Linked DNA regions of Homo sapiens: regions 2, 3 and 4 are each linked to region 1. Evidence: chromatin loops called from intact Hi-C (ENCODE). Cell type or tissue: heart right ventricle. All regions are shown on one strand. Region 1 holds the start of LOC100506474 (a long non-coding RNA gene). Region 2 has its middle 82 kb from the start of MIR3125. Region 3 overlaps TRIB2 (tribbles pseudokinase 2). Region 4 has its middle 39 kb from the start of MIR3681HG.

Evidence for each region. A loop is a pair of places that touch in the nucleus more often than their neighbours do. Peaks named below come from ENCODE experiments on the same cell type or tissue, not always from the same donor. Only the 100,000 strongest peaks of a DNase experiment are listed, where the experiment ranks them.
Region 2: a loop joins it to region 1, with 2.6 times the contacts of the local background. A loop is called at or near these places in 14 of 110 quality-filtered maps.
Region 3: a loop joins it to region 1, with 3 times the contacts of the local background. A loop is called at or near these places in 81 of 110 quality-filtered maps.
Region 4: it touches region 1 in a loop (2.4-fold over the local background); 6 of 110 quality-filtered maps call a loop at or near these places.

The regions. Positions count from the first base shown.
Region 1 is chr2:13,004,493-13,009,492 of GRCh38, reverse strand. It overlaps LOC100506474 (a long non-coding RNA gene), which reads left to right and starts at 2,480. Exons shown (of 6, transcript NR_038434.1): 1 at 2,480-2,622. The region is part of intron 1 of LOC105373436 (a long non-coding RNA gene); the gene reads right to left. In heart right ventricle, CTCF peaks have their summits at 2,183 and 2,400 (motif pointing right); a DNase peak (open chromatin) is centred at 2,422; H3K4me3 peaks cover 2,060 bases; H3K27ac peaks cover 1,638 bases.
Region 2 is chr2:12,817,222-12,822,221 of GRCh38, reverse strand. No RefSeq gene overlaps it. Among named protein-coding and RNA genes, the nearest start is that of MIR3125, 82 kb to the right of the region's middle. RefSeq lists an enhancer at 4,716-5,000. In heart right ventricle, no CTCF peak of the experiment used is centred here; a DNase peak (open chromatin) is centred at 2,931; H3K27ac peaks cover 4,777 bases.
Region 3 is chr2:12,719,730-12,724,729 of GRCh38, reverse strand. TRIB2 (tribbles pseudokinase 2) reads right to left here. Exons shown (of 3, transcript NM_021643.4): 2 at 1,178-1,470. Among named protein-coding and RNA genes, the nearest start is that of TRIB2, 5.3 kb to the right of the region's middle. In heart right ventricle, a CTCF peak has its summit at 2,065; no DNase peak of the experiment used is centred here; H3K4me3 peaks cover 5,000 bases; H3K27ac peaks cover 5,000 bases.
Region 4 is chr2:11,965,999-11,970,998 of GRCh38, reverse strand. No RefSeq gene overlaps it. Among named protein-coding and RNA genes, the nearest start is that of MIR3681HG, 39 kb to the left of the region's middle. In heart right ventricle, no CTCF peak of the experiment used is centred here; a DNase peak (open chromatin) is centred at 2,698.

The DNA.
Region 1 (5,000 bases):
AAGTAATATAAAGTAGAGACGTGCTAGTCTTTTCTTAGCCTTGAGAATACGCATTCTACGTTGCTATAGAATGGAGAACACATTCCTATTCTAATTTATTTCTATTCTCATCTTTGAAAGATATGTTAATTCCTTGTAGTTCTCAGGGGTGATATAATCCAAAACAGAATTAACTGAATATCCTATTTGAAAAAGTGCTATTGCTAAATGGCAACCATGCAGTTCTATTGTGTGAGTCATAAGAAATCAGCTTGCATGGGCATGCCGGCTTGGGAGCATCAGCCTGCTTCATCCATGCTCTGATTTGAGAGGTGGAAGTGCTGGTGCTTTCTTCCTGTAGCTCTTTGAAGATCAGCTGTGGGAGTCGTGAGCAAAGTCTAGGGGCTGGAGGTTTTCCATTGTAATCCACTAGCTAACCAGACAAACCAATGCACATCCCTGGGCCTTCAAATGTTGTAAGACCTGGCCTTGCCTGTAAGAGGACAGCCAGTGGCCCACCTCTTGAACTTCCCTACCTCCCGCTGGTCCAATATAGATGCTGACTTTTGAACTGTGGAAGGAACGAACTGTGTATAGAGAGATGTTTACAGATGCCCAATTGTCAGATCATCTTTATTTGCAGGGCAGTCACGTATATTGGGCAGAGTTTGGGCTTTGGAATCACCCAGATAGACAGACACTAGAATCCCAATGGTTAGTACCTTGTTCAGGGACCTCAGGCCACTCAGCCTCTCTGAACCATCATTTACTCATCTGTGGGGATGACTGTCAGCTGTTTGATGAGGATTTTAAGAAGGCAATTCCAGTGTGCTTTCCCAAATTGCTAGATCATAAAATTCACCTGCAAAGTCTGTCCTCATTCAAGAGATCTAGAATGTTCCCCAGAAAATTTTATTTTTTGAAAGCAAGTTTGGGAAACATAGATAACTTGTTAATATGAAACATTAAATACATTTTTAAAATGTGTATCCTTTTTCACAGAACATTTAAAAATTATTAACGTTCAAAGATTAACAAAATCTAAAATGACAAAGATTTTTTGATCCAGTCATCCGTGAAGGCTTTTTAAAATCTGTGAATGGAACCATTGTTCTTAATTCTCATGTGTCCATTCTAATATCCGAGCAAATCTCATTCTGCTGAAAATCTTCCTTGCCTGTTTTTAAGATGATGAACAGACTTCATACAATCCTACTCAGTACAAGCACTGCATTTTTATTTACCTAAGTAATTTCTTTGATTCTTCTAAAACTAAACTCACATGAGTTATTTTTTAAAATCACAAATATGAAAAATGTTACACTTTAATTTGACTTACTCCTAACTAAGCATATATATATATAATTCTTTTGATGTCCAAATATCTCCCAAGGAGGACTGATGACATTTGAAGCATATTTGCCCACCAAAATAAATAAATAAATAAATAACGTTAAAGTATTAGTGTGAGTGTGATCAATATTCTTCCCAACTAGAGATTCCCAGAGTTTAACTAGAGTCAAATCTAAAGATCACAGATTTTTTTTGTAAAAATCTTAGCTTTTCCTTCCAATAAATTCACATGGTTTTTGCCTCATGAATTTCCAATACTTCATCCCCCATCCCAGCAGGCAGTAAAGTCCAACCTTTTCATTCAGGGTTAAGGTTGCCCTGAGCCCTCCTGAACTTTCTAGCCCTGCCTCTTGTATCCTGCACACCCAGCCAGATGTGTGGGGGACACCCTGAGCTAACTGACCTCCATGCTCTTTTATGCCAATTCCCTCCACCGTAAATGAGCTTCTTCACTTTCGATCATCAAAATGTGAAGACTTGCAAAAAGTCACTGCCAAGCCATTTCTGATTTTTCGACTATGCCCAATGCTGCTTGGTCCACAGTTAGTTAACTTTCACAGGCACGTTTCTGTAACATTCCCGCTGTACTTCCCACATGAGAAATGCTGTCCTCCGGTTTGTGTTCAACTTACTGGGTGTAAAGCCCGTCTGCATACAAGCTCCTTGCGACTGTGTGACTCCCTGTCTCCACGGCCAGCGCCTAACACTGCTTCAACCCTGAAGAGTTGTACAACTTTTTTTGGTGTGAACTAAAATCACCAATAAAAATGATATTGAAATGATTGAGCTTGTTCAACTAGTCAGAGAACAGCTGGGTCCATTTGGTTTTACATTGGCCAGAATTAGTCTCAGCTGCTGTGTGAATGATTATTTTTAAATGTAAATATACGGGATTCTGGAGCTTCATTCTGTCCTGGTTCTTATGACAGAATAGTCTCTTTATTCTGCTCCCATTCCCTGAACTACATACAGCTTTAATGCATTGATAAATCCTTTGCAGGGTGTTTTGTCTGTCGCTGGTAGCCTTGGAGTTACAGGAAAAATTCTAGGAATAATCACCAGGTGGCGCCAGAGCCACATTACAAAGCGCCTCTGAGGTCTCCTCCCAAGAACGGGGTGTGTTTGTCCTCTAGCACTAGGTGGGTTTGCTCCCTCCCTAGATCTTCCATCCAGGATAGTCCTGGAAATGATCTTGATGCTATCTGTTCCTCGTTACAGCAGACCTGCTCAACTTCAGCAGCTAGAAGGAGGATTGTCTTTCACCAGCTGCAGGAGCCTGTTCCCACTACAGTGAGATAATAATTTCGTTTTTTTCAAGCCAAGAAGTATTTATTGAAAGCCAGCTATGTGTTTTGTTTTATTATCTCTTGATTTAAAATCTAGCATTTTGCTGCTGTAAGGGAACTTAGAGTTCTTCTATCTATCATTATCTCCAGTTCTATTTAATAGGGAGAGATACTGAGGCTTAGAGAGGAAAGGTTACCTGGCTAATACTATTCACCGAGTTTGTAGCAGCAACCGTATTTAAGACCAGACTTCCCAGCTACAAACCACCTCCTTCACGCTCAGTGGTGCTCCAAGGCAGCTGGACTATAAGCATCTCGAGCACACAGATGTGGTCCCATTCTTCAAGTCTTGACATAGCAAAATGCCTTTTTAGATTCTCTAAGAGATGTGCAATTGATTGATGAGTAAACTGACTTTATTTTTTAAATTCTGATTTAAAAGGGTAAGTATTTGACTCAGAAATGCAAAGATTTTCTTTTCTTTAGGAATATTATGAATTTTTAATTCAACCCAGTATTTTCGATAAAATTTAAGAAAATGAAACTTCCAAGAATTGAATAACAATCTCTTGGAAGTCATATTTAAGTGCTCATTTGTGTCTTTAGCAAGTCATGGGTATGCGGCATATCAGAAATGTTCGTAGGAGGTTTAATTCTTACAACACTGAAATTGTTTTTAATGACATGCTAAAGCATAGTTACTGTGAAGACTCACTCATGTTTTCACAAGCTACGTAGGAAGTGCCTTTTACATGGCAGGCACTGTTCCAGCTCTGGAAGTTCAGCAGAGAACAGAAAAGATAGAGGCCCCAGAATTCACAAACTTATATGCTGATAGCAGCAGACCTACAATAAACCAAAAAAATAAATAAATAAAATAAAATACCACAGTATGCGGGAAAGTGATCGGGGCTGTGGAGGAGGAACAGAGGCAGGAAGGAGGACAGGAAGCACTTAAGGGAAAAGGCTGCACGGCCATAAAGGATATGTGCAGGAAGAAAAGGCCAGTGCAAAGAACTGGAGACAGGAATATGCCTGATGTATTGGAGAAGGGCAGGGAAGCCAGTGTTTCTGGAAGGGCGTGAGCAAGAAAGAAAATGCCAGCAGTAAAGAGAAGGCCCGAGACTATGTTAGCAGTTTTTTGTTTTGGTTTGGTTTTTGTGTTGTTGGGTTTTTTCTTGTTTGTTTTGTGTGTGTGTGTGTGTGGTTGTTGTTATTGTTTGTTTGGTTTGGTTTGGTTTTGCATAGCCAAAGAAGAGAGACACTGACTTTAGTCTCTGCAACAGGTTCAACTCTTATGAAATAATACATGGTTTTCCTTTTGCCAATGTAGAAAATACATAAAATGTCCAGGCTGCTAATTGAGCTTCAGGACTTGGTAACAGGGGAAAACTGTCATCTCAGAACAAGTAAAGATTGATTAATATCAAAATAATTTCCATCTCAGACTGGAAATTCTACCTATCTATTGGAGCTGACAAGCAAGATTGATCACCTAAACTAAGTTAATCATAACAAATGAAAATGTTGAGGCACCTATAATTAATTACTACCCAAATGAGATTCCCATCTTTGCTAGAGATAACCCCTGAATATATCAGGTCATCCATCTTTCAGTTCTTCTATTAGAGTCATAATTTCATTTTCCTGCTGGTTCCTCTCAGAACCCACCACGTGACTATGCAGGCAATGTGTGTGTTTTTCCCTTCAGTTTTTAATATAATTATATGCAACAAATATGCAACTAAAGAAAATGTTGAGTTCTAGGAAAATGAACGTCATTCTCTACTTAAAAACTGGTGAAATGGACATTCTCTATTTAAAAACTGGTGAAATGACTTTGAAATTCATGATTTCTTTTGCACTTTCTATCTTTCTGATCTTTCTCCCAAACACTGTGAATTGGATGTTTTTGTTATCATTATTATTATTCATACCTTACATGTGAGATATGGTGGTCAAAGTGTTTAAAAACTTCTCAGTCCTCTTCACCCCCATCAAACTGCAATTTGTTTTTAACTTGCTTAATGTCTGTGTCCAGCTTGGTCTCATTCACTATTTTAAACCCAGAAATAAGTTCTGTGCTAGTCATAGAATGGCAAAATAAATGTTTGTTGGATTGAACTGACTTGATCGCCATGGAAATCAATTATGGGGAGACCTGCACTAGCACCCCAGCTTTACCACCGACTTTGTGTCCCTAAGCAACTTCTCTGGTTCTGTTTCCACATGTGTATGACAGAAATTTCAACCTTGTTGTACATAACTTCATTTTCTTAAGTGCTGGCCTTCATAACAATACAGCAGAATAAGAATCATTGCTGCCATTTTTACAGATGAAATATAGAGTTGTCTGGGGCATATATTATAATAACTAGAGGT
Region 2 (5,000 bases), 190 kb after region 1:
AGGTAAGTTGGTCTTTGGTGAGTGGAGTTATCTGAAATGGCCAGTGGCAGCAGGGATCAACTCAAGAAGGCAACTTCTCAGTGAAGCGACGTGTTATGGGGCAAGAGATTTAGCATAGTAAGTAAGGCATGGTTAGTATTATTTTAATATAGAGAATGTTGGCAGAGACTGTCTTAACTCTGAGATGTTCAGGTTCAAAACATTCTGGGACATTAGCCATGAAAACTAGAACTGGGTTCTAAGGACAGAAAATGAAGGGTGAGGAAACCTAAATAGAGTAGGATGGTGGGTAAGGAGGCTGAGCTGATCATGACAGTCACCCCAGCAGGGTATGACCAATGTCCAACTCACAAAAGATGTGGTTTCAGAACATGTCAGTCCTAGATGGGTGGGGGAGGATGATGGTAAAGGTGCCCATCTGAAGGCTGGTGCGTCCTAAAGGATTAGAAATGACTTAGTGTTAAGAAAATGACTAATGCTTCAGACTTTGCAGGCAGGCAGGACCCTGGGTTTGAATTCTGCCCATGTCATTTTTCATACAGGCAGAATTCAAACCCAGGAACCTGTCTTATGATCTCAGGTGCGTTATCTAAATTCTCTAAGTCACGATTTTCTCATCCAGAAAATTAATATCTATTCCATCTAAAAGGGATGAGTTTAAAGACTGGTCACCATTGTGTTTGTGTGAAGTGATGTAAGAAGAAGGAGGAAGGGCAGGAGGTGGAGGAGAAGGAAGGCGGAAGAGGCAGGATGGTATAGCTGTGGCAGTGGAGTAGGTGGATTGGGTCTACATGGTACCAAGGCTCAACCTAGGTAGGGAAGTGACACAGTGAATGTCAGCAGGACACATTTCAGGCCACCTTCACACCTCATCCTCAGGGTAGAAATTCTAAGATACTTTCTCTTCCAGCTCAGGATTGGCTCAAGAACTCTGTGCAGTAAAAGATGAATCCAACTGCAAGGTAGAGGCAGACAATGTTTACAATGTAGATATTTTACTGATAAAATAAAGCATGGAGACATGTGATTAGCCTTAATTTAATACTCAGGGCATTTATGTATCTCTGTAATATTATAAGAACATATTGAAAAAAAGTATAAGTCTTACTGCAAGTGTTGAATGCTAAATAGATTTAAGGAAGAGGTTGACATACCCTTGCTATACAGAACTCATCTTTTAAAATATTGTTTCTACATTTCAAGCCTTTATTTGACAGTTGTCACAGGAAGTAGTAGAGGAGTAGATGTTATTTGTAAGGAAAATCAGGACTTTTAACTTAGTAGTTATGATTGTTTAATAATAAACCTGTTGTCTTTGTTAATTATGCTGTGGTCATGTAAAATTTACCCTGCATTTCTTTCATATTGTCAAAGTTCCATAGAGGGCATAGGAGGAAAGGGTGATTTTACCAAAATGAAATTAGCTTTTGTATTCATCTGCACCTGGAAGAGCTCCTGGCACATAACAAAGAGAGAATACAGTACAAAGAGAACAGACTTGGAGGTCAGACAGACCTGTTTCCATCCCAGCTTCATGCTGACCTACCAACTTACTGACTGTGTGGCTTGGGGCCAGTTGCTTGACCTCTCTGAACTTGATTTTCATATATGTAAAATAAGACAATAAAACATCCTGAGAATGTGTAAGATATGAATCATTTTGCTTCCAATGCCTACCATTGAGTCTGGCAAACAATATTCAATAAGTGGTTCATTATTCAATATGAATTTGTTTAAGTGAACCAGGTGTATTTTCTAGAAAATTAATGCGGATTAATCCCTTTAAGTTCCAAGAAGAGTTTCCATGAGAATTTTAATTCAATATCAAACAGTGTCTAAGTGTTGTTACATAATTTTCTGTCTTCTTAAACAACACCACATTTTCTTTATGGTGCAGGGTCATCTTGCAAAATAATAAATATTTATGGAGGAGTTCACTATAAATATAAATAATCTCAGGGTTTTGGACACTTATGTTTTGTGACTTTATGACATTTTAGCTCCAACATTACATTTTTATATTCATACACGAATACTTTACTGAGTAAGAAGAGAGGAAACACAGTGTATTAGTGAAAAACTAGACTGAGAGTTGCAAGCATTGGCTTCCAATGCCATGCATTCCGTATGTCATATTCTCATCTAGAAAGAAAAAAAGAAAGTACACAGAAATATCTAGAAAAGACCTTTCTGTTGTTCCTATATTCTGTTTTGTTTATGTACGTCATTTTTCTCTCTGAAGCATTTTACTGGCCACCCTGAGGAATTCAGAGCCAGTGTCTCAAAGGAGGCCAAATGATAGCCAGGGTTTTTCTTGTGAAGCAATTAAGGCAAAGCCAGTTGCAAGAATGTGATGTGGGTTTTTGTGTAGAAAGAGGAAGTATGTGGGCAATTTGCTTGTTTGGTTATCAAAAACAAAATGTTCCAGGTTGTTGCATATTAAATAGAGGAGTCTCGTCTACTTAATCTTCAGTCTAAAAGACCCCTCCCATACAAAACCACCACAGACACTGGTTCTAATCAGCATTTTCTTCTTTGATAGGAAAACAATCAAGGCACTTTTCTCTAACATTAAACTGATATAAAGATTTGAACAAAAAGCAAGGATTTAAGTAAAAATAAAAGCAAAATGAAAGAAAGGTAACGAGGACACAAATTCAGAGAGAAAGACCTAGTGACAGAGACAGAAGAGCAGAAAAGGAAAAACAAACAAACAAACAAACAAACAAAACCAAAGGAAGGCAGATCCAGAGTACAACTGAAAGAGACCTTGACTATTTTCAAATTAAGCCTGTCTTTTTTCCCATAATAACAGTTACTTCATATCCTCTCAAAGTTGGCATGTTTCTCTTGGGAAGATAAATCCTCTCTGGCAAGCTCGCCACATTCAAGCTGAAGCAGGAAGCCCCAGTCATCATTGCATTATGCAATCCTGTGTCCGGCCAATAATTGCCTATCTGACATGCTAGCCTCCCACATTCCTGAGATTCATCTAGAACAGCCAGATTAGATTAGTGTGTATTTTCAGCTAGCCGACATCACCCTTAGCTGATGTGTCTCCTTTTGTCAGCCAAGGCTCTCCTGTTTTGCTCTACCCTATCCAATTTGTCCATACCCAGAGCAGCAAGTTCTTCCTATGGAAAGAAGGAAAGACAGATCTTTAGAGAGGACAGGCTTTATCCCAAGCCCCTATTACCAAAAAGTGTGGTATGGTGAAACTCCATGGTCAAGAAGCAACTGAAGGCAGTAAGAAAAATCTGGGTGACCAATTCGTCATTCCAGCTTAAGAATACACAACTGACATCATGTAGTACAAAGAACACAAGTGAAAGTTTAGAAAAATGAGGCTTGAGCCCTGTGTCAGCCACCCACTTGCTGTGTGATTCGAGATGTTTCTTCACTTTTCTAAGCCTCAGTCTCTTCATCCTTAAGTTAGACACAATAATAGATACTTCATCGGGTTATTGAAATGATCAAATGAGATGATGTGACCCTTGGACCATATTTTCCCATCAATAAATGCTATTGATGTGTGCTGGATATTTGTCAAGCATTGCCTCAATGTTTGTGTTTCCAGTCCTGTGTTCTGTGATAGCGTTTAGCGTAGTGTGCTGTAACTGTGTATGCACGCTCTTCTAACATAGTAGCAGTGCGTGCCTTCATCCGGAGCCTACCAGAGGGTATGAAAATCAGGCAATCAGGCATTTGCATTGAATATCGAAGAAAAAGAAAAAAGAAGAGAGGGCGAATTAAACAAGGAGAAAGGAAGGAAGGAAGAAAGGGAAGGAGAGAGGGAGGGAGGGACGGAGGCTGGGAGGGAAGGAGGGAGGGAGGACGGAGGGAGAAGGGAAGGAAGGAAGGAAAACCCATGATTAAGCAGTCAGCCAAACTAGGGTTAGAGTAAATGGATTAACCTTCAACACTTGATTCTCCCCTACTCTCTATAGACCACACTACTCTAACCAGCTGAGCTTCCTCACTGAACAGCATCTGCCATTCTATTTCTGTCACCATGCTTTTATTCATGTGGCCCCCATGCCTGGGATATTCTCCATCCTCATCACTAGCTCTTCCAAAGTTCCTCATCTTACAATAGTTGGCACTGTGGCTTCTTTGGGGGAGCCCCTCTTGACTACTCTAGGCCACACAATGACTAATTTCAATGATTCCACTTTTTAGTCTATTTCATGGCCGAATCATCTCTGCCCAGGACGTTATTCTGTAAGTCCTACTACTAGAGTTCTGAGAAGAATGTTCTTGGCATGACCTATACTCTTCAGTCTTGGGAGGCTGGAGTCCTTGTCTGGCCAGTGGTTCATAGAACTGGGCCTCAAATACGTGTTAAGTCATCCAGATGTTTATACAGAGGAGATAGATTTTTCTGTCAATGGAATCAACAGTTAACACCCGCACTGAGACACCATGTTGCAAGATGCACCTCTAGTGAAGACAGAGAATTGTAAGTGCTTCCTGGACTTCAGATTGGGTTACCCAGCACTGGCCTTGCCTCAGGCCCTGCCTTAGGAAATAGCATTTCTGCCTCAGCCCTGTGTGTAAGGAGGGTAGAACTGCTGTAACTAAGTACCACAAATCGGATAGCTTCAAACAACAAAAATCTAGTCTCTTACAGTTCTGGAGGCCGGAAGTCTAAAATCATGGTATCCATGGACCATGCTCCCTCTGAAACCTGTGGGGGATCCTTCCTCACCTCTTCCTAGATTCTGGTGGTTTGCTGGAAACGTCTGGCATCCCTTGGCTTTTAGCTGCATCATGCTCGTCCTCCAGTACTCACGTGGCATTCTCCCTGTGTGTCTCTAACATGGATGTCTTCACATGGACGTTTTCTTATGAAGACAGCAGTCATATTGGGTACAGAGCCTGTCCTACTATGACATGAACTCGTGAACTAATTATACCTGCAACAACCCTATTTCTAAATAAGATCACATTTGGAGGTACTGGGAGTTAGGGCTTCGATATATCTTTTTGAAAGGGAACAC
Region 3 (5,000 bases), 280 kb after region 1:
TAGGGGGAGGGTGGAAACAGACGAAGGACCAATCCAAGATCACAGAGGGTATCGAAGGCAAAACCAGGGGAAACATCTCCAGGCTCCAGGGGCAGAGGCATCTGAGCGGAAGAGAAAAGGTAAATGTGGTTCCACACTCTAAATCTTCCAACAGCTGCCCCTTCTCAGTTTGTTAATAAAGGTAAAGGCATTCACAAGCAAAGATCAAGATATGAGCTGGTCTCCACATTATGTGGGGCCTCATTCAGGAACTACGGTGAGCAATGAATACAGATTTGTTGCCTCTGTCCCTCTAAACTCATATTCTTAAAAAGAACAAAAAGGGCTTGAAGGAGTTCTTGTAATCAAAATCGGCTGGGAGAGAAAGCAGGGCCCCAGCAGAGTCTGCTAAATAGAAGGTAATGAGTTAACGGCATAAGCCAGTTGCCTGCATCCTGTCCAGCTGTCTCCTCCAATAACCAAGACCTCTGCACTGCCATGCATTTGCATCAGCAGTTTCCTCACCTGGAATGCGGTCTTTCCCACATTTCCTGAAATCCAGTCATCTTTCGAGTCTTGGCTCCAAAATCACCCCTCCTGTAAAACCTTCCTTGACTCTCCAAGTCCTAGGGAGAACTGACATGTCCCCACCACCCCAGTTCTCATCCCACCCAGCACGGACCTCTATTCTGAGCTGGTAGCATTTCCTTTATAGGTCCGTTGGCTATCTAATTCATCTAGATATTAATAGTACTGAGAATTGTGACTAATACCTAATATAAGCTTAGGTAAGAGCTACTGAATGAGTGCATGGATGAATGAATTATAAATGACTGATTCTGGCTGCTGAGTGTTCTGCGGGTAGAATTTTCAAGGCCCTGCCTTTACTGGCATTGAAAATGTCAAAGAGGTTTGCAGCCACCTTCGGAATTCAAGACACCTAATCATACATATTCATTGGGTCACAGAATATCCTGGTACCTGTCCTTTGAGCACCAGATGACACCTTTAGAATAGTAGCTATTTGTTTTCCCAAACACTTGAAAATTGCAATATTCACTTCCTTTTGCCCTCCTAAGATTCCTTCCCCTCATCTGGACCACAGACGGCAAAAAAACGTCCATTCAAGACTTTTCTAGGAAGCTGTTGTTAGGAGCAGTCCATCACAGTACCCAGGTCTGGACAGGATGAGACCTACCTCTCTTCGTCCTTAAAGATGAATTTCCGCAGCTTGAGGTCCCGCAGCACCAGCCCCCCGTCATGGCAGTGGGCCACTGCCGAGGCAATCTGGTAGAACAGTCTGGCTGCCTCCTCCTCTCTCAGCTTCTTGCAGGTGCGGACGAAGGAATGCATGTCCCCATAGCTTCGCTCAAAGAACACATAGGCTTTGGTCTCACCCAGGATAATTTCAGTGATTTGGTTGATGTTACTATGAGCAGACAGGCAAAAGCACGGTGCCAGGGATTCCTGGTAGCAGCTGATATCAAACACCTACGACAGGATTAACAGTAAGACCAAAGTCAGAGGTGCCTCTTGTACAACCAAAACACATAATGCTGCACCTCCCACAGGTATGGGCTTTTGAGATGACAGAAAATATGCTGAACTTGGACCCAGACCACATTGGCCCTGCCTCCTACCAGCTGTGTGGCACTAAACAAGTCACTTAACCTCTCGGAGCCTCCAAATCTTTACGTACAACATGGGAAACTGATACTTGACTCACAGTGTTAGGAGGATTATATGAGAAAATGAAGGTGATAGTGCTTTGCAAAACGTAATGCAGTACAGAAATAATAATTTTCATTACTTTTGTCTCTAGCCCAATTGCGTGTTTATAGAACTAAGGCAAAATTGGAGAGAAAGTGATCCACCTCAATGACATCAACAACACTTTATTTGCCTTCAAAAATAAAAAAAAAGAAATGCACATAAACAGGCATTATACAACACATGAGCAACTAAGAGAATAAACAGCTAGCTTTTGCCCAGTGGTCTCTAATTCAATACTTTCATTTTACAGATATGGAAACTGAGGCTCAGAGAATGAGCCAAAACTCAAGCCCCCAGTGGCAGAGGTAGGAATATGATAGAATCCTTCTGAATAGGGAAGCAGCCTTGCTTCTTCCTCTCTTCCCTCCACAGATATCTAACTCAATGAACCAGTTATGCAATGATTTTCTATGAATCAAAATTAGCCTGCAAAATGCCAACTCATTGTGCGGTTGCTTAAAAAGAAAAGGCACCATCAATACCTTTTGAAACAGACCTAACAGCAATTAACACTACAGAGAATTTTTGAGGTTATATAAAAGGCGCTTTCATTCATTTCAAGACCTCCACTAAATCAGGAATACAAGTCCCTGGGTCTGGAATGTGGTTTTTCTATCTGCCTGGGATGTGGGTAAGATGAATCTATTCAGTGTGTGCGTGAGCCAGGGGCATGCGTGGGTGAGCTTCGCTGGAAAGCATCTGAGGCAGGAACGCCCTAACAATACACTGCATGCTATCAGTTCACAATGATTTAGCTGCCTAAATCGCTTTTTCACTAGTTAGACATACTTTCTTTCATCATCATTTTGCAGTGTGGTAGGAAATATGCTGGACTGGAAGTCGGCAACCTTGAGGCACTAATCCTGGCCCTGCCACCAATAATCTGGATGAGATGGATAAAGAGCTTAGGGTTACTGGACCTCCCTCCTCTTCATAAAATGAAGATGTTGATTTAGAACAGTGTTAACCTTTTTTGGGTCCTGATGTCACATAAAATCTGATAAAAGCTCTGTTCCCTCTTAGCTGACAATGCCCGTTCTCAAATGCATGCACGATACCGGATTCATTTTAAGGGGATTCACGGGCTTTCTGAAGCCCATCCAAAGCCACAGACTGCTATTTAAGAATCCATGAGTTAAGTTGCTCTAAGCTTCAAAAAATTGAAACAAAATCTGTGAGTCAAACAGGGATGTAAAACCTCAAGAGTTGCTGCTAACACGGCCAAGGAAGCAAAGTTAACAGTAATGTTGTGAATGAACCATAACGAGGCATCTCAGAAAAGCGGCACAGCTGCTGCCACTATAACCTAGAATTTAAGAAAGAATACTTCAACATCTCCAGAGACCACAAATCACACACTGATACTGTCAAATGATGACCCAAGAGCAGTGACCTAAGAGGCCTGTTCAATTAGGAATCTGAAATGCTTGAATCAACTTTAACACCCTGAATGCAGGCAACAGAAACCCAGGGAAGCCTCAAAAATTTCGAGGAGTAATAAGCTTTGCAGTGGCTAACGTAAACACTGCATCATATAATGAAGATGCTGTGTTCTGAAATACCAGGTTGCAGCTTCTGTCGCCAGTGCTCACAGAGTTATGATTATTTATAATCTACTTCCTGTTTCCAGGTGCATTTACAAAAACATAAAAGGTGACTTTTGCTCAGCACTTTTAGCCTATTATCCTGCTCCACTGCTGAAAAACTGGAGACAGAATTTTTAAAAAACTAACATATTTGTGGCAGCTTCAAATGTAGCCATACCTTTTGTAGAAGAGACCAAATTCCAAGATGGTGGACAGAGTATGAAAAATAAAATAAGTACTTATGTTTTCCCACACGAGAAGGAGCCAAACTTTTATTAGTAGCTATCAGGGGCATTTAGGGGCTTGGACTGGTATTTAAACCATCATCTTCACGTGCAAAATCAAGCCACAAGCCTGGTGCCAGCTTCTTTACATGTTTAATTTGGAGCCTTGGTTATGTAATGTGACAGTTCAGATAAGGCAGTAAGATTAGGCCATCATTAATAACATTTGCAAAAAAAAAGTACCCATTCTGCCAAGATAGTAATTATGTCAATCTGCACAGTAGCTACCAGTATCTCCATGAAAACATACAGTTAAAGACTCCTTAAAGTGCCTTCATTCATCTAGCAAAAGTAGGTACATGGAGACAATAAGCAGCCTTGATTATTTTGTTTAAATGACTCTGGAATCTCTATTCCTCCAAATAGTGTCCTATGGAATTCTCTACGCAGTCCCCTATAATAAATAGCATCTTTACATTTGATCTGTTTTTGCAAAGAATTTTTTCATTGGTCAACACACAGCTAGGAAACATGAGCCTTCTATTCTAAGACATCAAAAGGAACTAGATTCAATGTGTAGATTTCACTGAGCCTTAAAGTAAGCTAAGAGACCACAGCATATATATCTCTCAGGGCAGTTCAGAGAAGCAGCCTTATAAAACTCTCTTGGAGCTTCTTCGGAGATACACAACTATGCTTGCATAAGAAGTCACCCACATCATCTATGGTAAAAAGTCAGGAAAACAGAAGCTGCTGTGTCTTAAAGGGATGACCTCTGTCAAGCAGAACAATGATACTGCACTTAAATCCACTTGCAGCCACACTGTAATTGGTGAGGGGCTGATTCAATCTTTGCAATAACTAAACCAGCAGATTAAGTCCAATTTGAGGCCAGAGCACAAGTCTGCAAATGACACTGTAAGGTCAGCCCAAAGTGAAATATGTCTTGCAAAATCTGGAGAAAGAATGAGCAGAGGCCAGAGTCACCTCTGATTTTAAACAAAGAAGTAACAGCCAGATGCCCCTGCAGAATTTGGCTGCAGAGTCCCTATACTTAAAAGCATCTCCAGCCTTTGAAAAATATTAAAATGCTGTACTGAAGTTGAGCAAAAGGAATGAAAATATTCACTGCTGGGTGATTGTGCATATTTCATACAAGAGTGGCAGTTCTGTGGAATTCATTCATTTCAAAGGATGACTATCCTATTGTGCAACCTTGCAGACTTCTGAGAATTCAATCCAGCTACTGAATTTTGGTTAACTGGGCACAGTTGCTCTGGGTCTCAATAACTTAGAGAAGATGCAAAATACCAAATGCTCAGTACAAGCAAAGGGCAACATTTAAAGAGTCTCCGATTTCCCCCTAAGGGCTGAACTGAACAATCGCAAAACTGACTGGAGATCTCCACTAAACCCAAATTTTGCAATGAAATACTCC
Region 4 (5,000 bases), 1.0 Mb after region 1:
AATACAATAGAGCACACAGAAATAAATCCACATATTTACAGCCATAGAGTTTTTACAAAGGCTCTATGAGCCCCAAACATCTGAGACAGGTCCCAGTCAGTTTAGAAAGTTATTTTGCCAAGGTAAGGTTAAGGATGCATGCCTGTGACCCAGCCTCAGGAGGTCCTGATGATATGTGCCCAAGGTGGCTGGGGGACAACTCAGTTTTACACATTTTAGGGAAATAAGAGACATCAATCAATATATGTAAGATGACCACTGGTTCAGTCAGAAAAGGCAGGACAACTCTAAGCAAAGGCAGGACAACTCAAACTGGGGAGGGGGCTTCCAGGTCATAGGTAGATAAGAGACAAATGGTTGCCTCCTTTCTAAAGGAGGCAATTGGATATGCATTCATCTCAGTAAGAAGAGGGATGACTTTGAATAGAAGGAAAGGCAGGTTTGCCCTAAGCAGTTCCCAGCTTGCCTTTTCTCTTTAGCTTAGTGATTTTGGGGTCCCAAGACTTGTTTTCCTTTCATGGTGCCAAGAATATACACTGGGAAAGGACATCCTCTTCTATAAATGGTGCTGGGAAAATTAGAGCTCCATGAAGCTCTAATGCAGAAGCATGAACCTGGACCCCTAGGTTCACTGTAGATCTCATACCATATATTAATACAAAAACCAGCTCAAGATGGATCAAAGACTTAAACATAAGACCTGAAAATATAAAACTACTACATCAGGGAAACACTTCAGAACATTTGTCTAGGCAGAGATGTTGAGGATAAGACCTCAACAGCACAAAAATAGACAAAAGAGACTTAACCTAAAAAGCTTTTGCATAGCAAAGAAAACAACCAACAGAATGAAGAGATAACCTGATGAATGGAAGAAAATACTTGCAAACTATTAATCTCACAAGGGGCTAATATCTAGAAAATACTCAAGGAACTCAAATAACTCAGTGCAATAATAATAATAATCCCGTTGAAATGTGGGCAAAGGACATGAATAGACATGTCTCAAAAGATGACATACAAATGGCCAACAGGTATATGAAAAAATGCTAACCATCATTAATAGTCAGGGAAATGCAAATCAGAACCACAATGAGATATTATCTCACCCCAGCTAAAGTGGCTATTATGGAAGAGATTAAAAAAAACAACAAAACAAAACAAAAAAACAGATGTTGGCAAGGATGTGGGAGGAAAATGACTCTCATACACTGTTTATGGGGATGTAAATTAGTACAGCCACAATGGAAAACAGTGTGGAGATTTCTCAAAAAGCTAAAAAAACAAAAAACAAACAAACAAAAAACTATACAATCCAACCATCCCATTACTGGGTATTTATCCAAAGGAAAAGAAATCAGTATATCAAAAGGATACCTGCACGCCCATGTTTATCACAGCGCTGTTCACAGTAGCTAATATATGTGGGGTGTGGTGATGAAGAGAGGTTGATGAACGGACACAAACATACAGTTCAATAAAAGGAATAAGTTCTAATGTTAGATAGCAGAGTAGGGTGACTATGGATAGCAACGATGTACTGTATATAGCTAGAAGAGAGAACTTCAAATCAAATGTTCCCAAAACATAAAAACCATAAATACTTGAGGTGTTGGGTGCCCTAAATACCCTGACATGATTATTACACATTCTGTGCATGTCACAAAATATCACATGTACCCCATAAATATGCACAAATATTATATATCCATTTTAAACATCATAAAAGAAATGAGGGAGATGCCACCCCATATTCCTTGCTCAGAACAAACTTGACTTGTATGTTTCTAAGCAGCTGGTACTATGAGCATTTTGAGGGCAGATTCTGAACTTTATCTCCAGATCATCTGTGCTTAGCATTTGACACTAAAACTGAATATTGAATTCAATCTTACCTATCACAAGGTATACGTGTAGCTCTGGGAGCTTACGTATTTGGAGAGAAGTCAGTGACATGAATATTGATTACTGCTCCTACATGTCAGCCTGTATGCCAATCACTTTGCAGATGGTAGGGAACCTGGATTGTTTTGCCATTTAATCCTTATAATTCTATGAAACACAGGTTTATAGACCAGAAACTGAAAGTCAGAACGGTTAAGGTCATACATCCAGTTAGTTTAGCATCAAGATTGGGATCCCATCTGTATACTTCCAAACACTGGCTCCTTCTACTCACCATGGTTTCTCATTAATCCTCACCACCTTCTCTGCCCATTCATTAATTCAGTTACTTATTCATTTATTCATTAAATCCGGCAACAAATAAATATTCATGGAGAACCTTCCACGTGCCAGACTCTCTTCTAGGCAACTGCAGTGGAGCAACAAAAGACAAGCAAGGACCGTACCCAAATGAAGCTTATATCCCAGCTAGGAAGGGATTTGACCATCTAAATAGCATTCAGATGGCTGATCTATAAAATATATAAATAGGGAAACGTCATTCAGGGATGGTCACCTGTCAAGTAAAGCTTTCTTGAAGAGGTAACATTTGAGCTGAGACCCAAACAATGTCCCTTGAAGTGGTTCCAGCTGACATATCCTCCTGCCCGTCAACATACTCTTTCATTTATTCCTGAAATTGACCCACAGAATATTCTAAGCCACCCCCAGGCCTCCTGGGGATCCGTTTTGAAAGCTGGATTTACAGATTAGTAAGAACAGATCCCAGCCTGCCTCCTTGCCAAAGTCCTGTCGGCACTTGCAGATGGTTTTTACAGATTGCTGCTTCTTATCTGTCTGGGCTGGCCCTCTCACTCGAAGGGAGAAACAGCTCATGGGAGATGGATGATTTCCAAGCAGCTTTTAGGCAGCAAGTCGTCCCTGTGGTTTTCACCCCCAGAGAACCCTTGGCTTATGTCCTTTATCTCCCTACACCACTGTCCCCGTAAAGAAAAGAACTAGGAGTGACTGAGTGTCTACTATGCTCCAAACACTGCACTTTGCACACTCATCTGAAAATGCCTTTCATTCTCATGCCCTGGGCATTACCTTCTTATACCTGGTGACACAGTCTTGCTCGTGGTCACAAATATGGCAATTGCTCTTTCCTCTACAGAAGTATTTATTTGTAAGGAAATACATCTGGAGGCAGCACACTAACTACTGAATATTTAATGTAAGTAATATAAGGCTATAGTAAGAGAAATACTGGGCCCGAACAGGAAAGAAATTAAATTAACAGAGAAACTGCATGAGGTGTGAATTCAGGCAGACTTGGATTCTAAATCTTCTTCACTATAGCACAGTGATTTTTAAGGAATCATTTAACTTCCCTAAGCATTTTTTCTCCATCTGAAAAGTGATGTTAATGCTACCTAGAGAAGTTTAATAGAGTAAGGAAAAAGGTTGGTCCCAGACAAAGCTGAGCAGTATATGATTGTGTCCAAGGGTGAGAAGAGTAAACATAGAGTAATATTCACTTCAAAAATGTACTATAATCTGGCTAGTTGCGGTGGCTCATGCCTGTAATTCCAGCACTTTGGGAGGTCAAGGTGGGTGGACCACCTGAGATCAGGAGTTTGAGACCAGCCTGGCCAACATGGTGAAACCCTATCTCTACCAAAAATATAAAAATTAGCCAGGCGTGGTGGTGGGCGCCTGTGATCTCAGCTACTCAGGAAGCTGAGGCAGGAAAATTGCTTGAACCCGGGAGGTGGAGGTTGCAGTGAGCCGAGATCACACCACTGCACTCCAGCCTGGGCGACAGAGCGAGACATCGTCTCAAAAAAAAAAAATAGTATAATCTAAGGCTTAGGTATGAGAGTTTTGTTGTTGTTGGTGGTGGTGGTGGTAGTGGTGGTTTTTTACAATAATGGCATTGTTTTTGGCCCACCAAACATCAGTTTCTTAGGGTGAAATCACATTCCCCAAGCTCACTAAACTGGGGAAAAGCCAGAATATAAACTTTTTAAATAAGGACTAGATTGTGATACAACCTCAAGGTCGACAGCATTTCCACTGTTCACTTGAAAGCACACGGGAAGCCAAATTATGATCCGAAGGTCTACTGGTGAACATGGAATCAGAACAAGAGAATTCAATGGAACACCTCTTTCAAAGCATCCAAGACAAGTTTGTCCTCCCACAGCACTGGTGAAGTTTGTCTCCACAGCTCATCTGCTTCTTTGGGTCCTTTCTATGGCCTCTTGCCTTCTCTTAGAAAGGCTAACACATGGCTTATACCTGTAATCCCAGCACTTTGGGAGGCCGAGGCAGGTGGTGCATGCCTGTAATCCCAGCTGCTCAGGAGGCTGAGGCAGGAGAATCACTTGAACCTGGGAGGCAGAGGTTGCAGTGAGCCCAGTTCGTGCCACAGAGCAAGACTCTGCCTCAAAAAAAAAAAAAAAAAGGGAAGGCTAACACGTTCAATTGAGTTACTTCAAGTCTTTTAGACCCAAGAAACATTTTTCTGTTAGAAGTGATTATGCATCACCCTCTTCTGATCTCCTTATGTTGGTTTTATAATTTAGCTTTCAGGAAGGTATCTTAGTTCTTTGTAAAAGAGTCTTAGGGGTAAGAGATCTGGGTAAGTGTAAGCGATGATTCTTTTCCTCTTACATTAATCAAATTCACAGTTTAAGACATTCCATAAAAGGAAAATCCTGCCCCAAAAGATGTCCCTTATAAATTTTAAAAAAACGTTTAGAGAAGAAACAACAGTTCTACACACTGTCTTCCAGAAAACAGAAGACAGAATGCCTCATACCTCGCTTTCTGAGGTCAGCGTTACCCTGATAGTCAAATCAGATGAAGGCAGGATTAGAAAAGAAAACTGCTGACCAATAATCCTCTTGAACATAGACACAGAAATCCTCATCAAAATATTAACAAATCGGCTGGGTGTGGTGGCTCATGCGGTAGTCCCAGCACTTTGGGAAGCCAAGGTGGGTGGATCACGTGAGGTCAGGAGTTTGAGACCAGCCTAGTCAACATCGTGAAACCCCAGCTCTACTAAAAATACAAAAATTAGCTGGGCATGGTGGTGCATGCTTGTA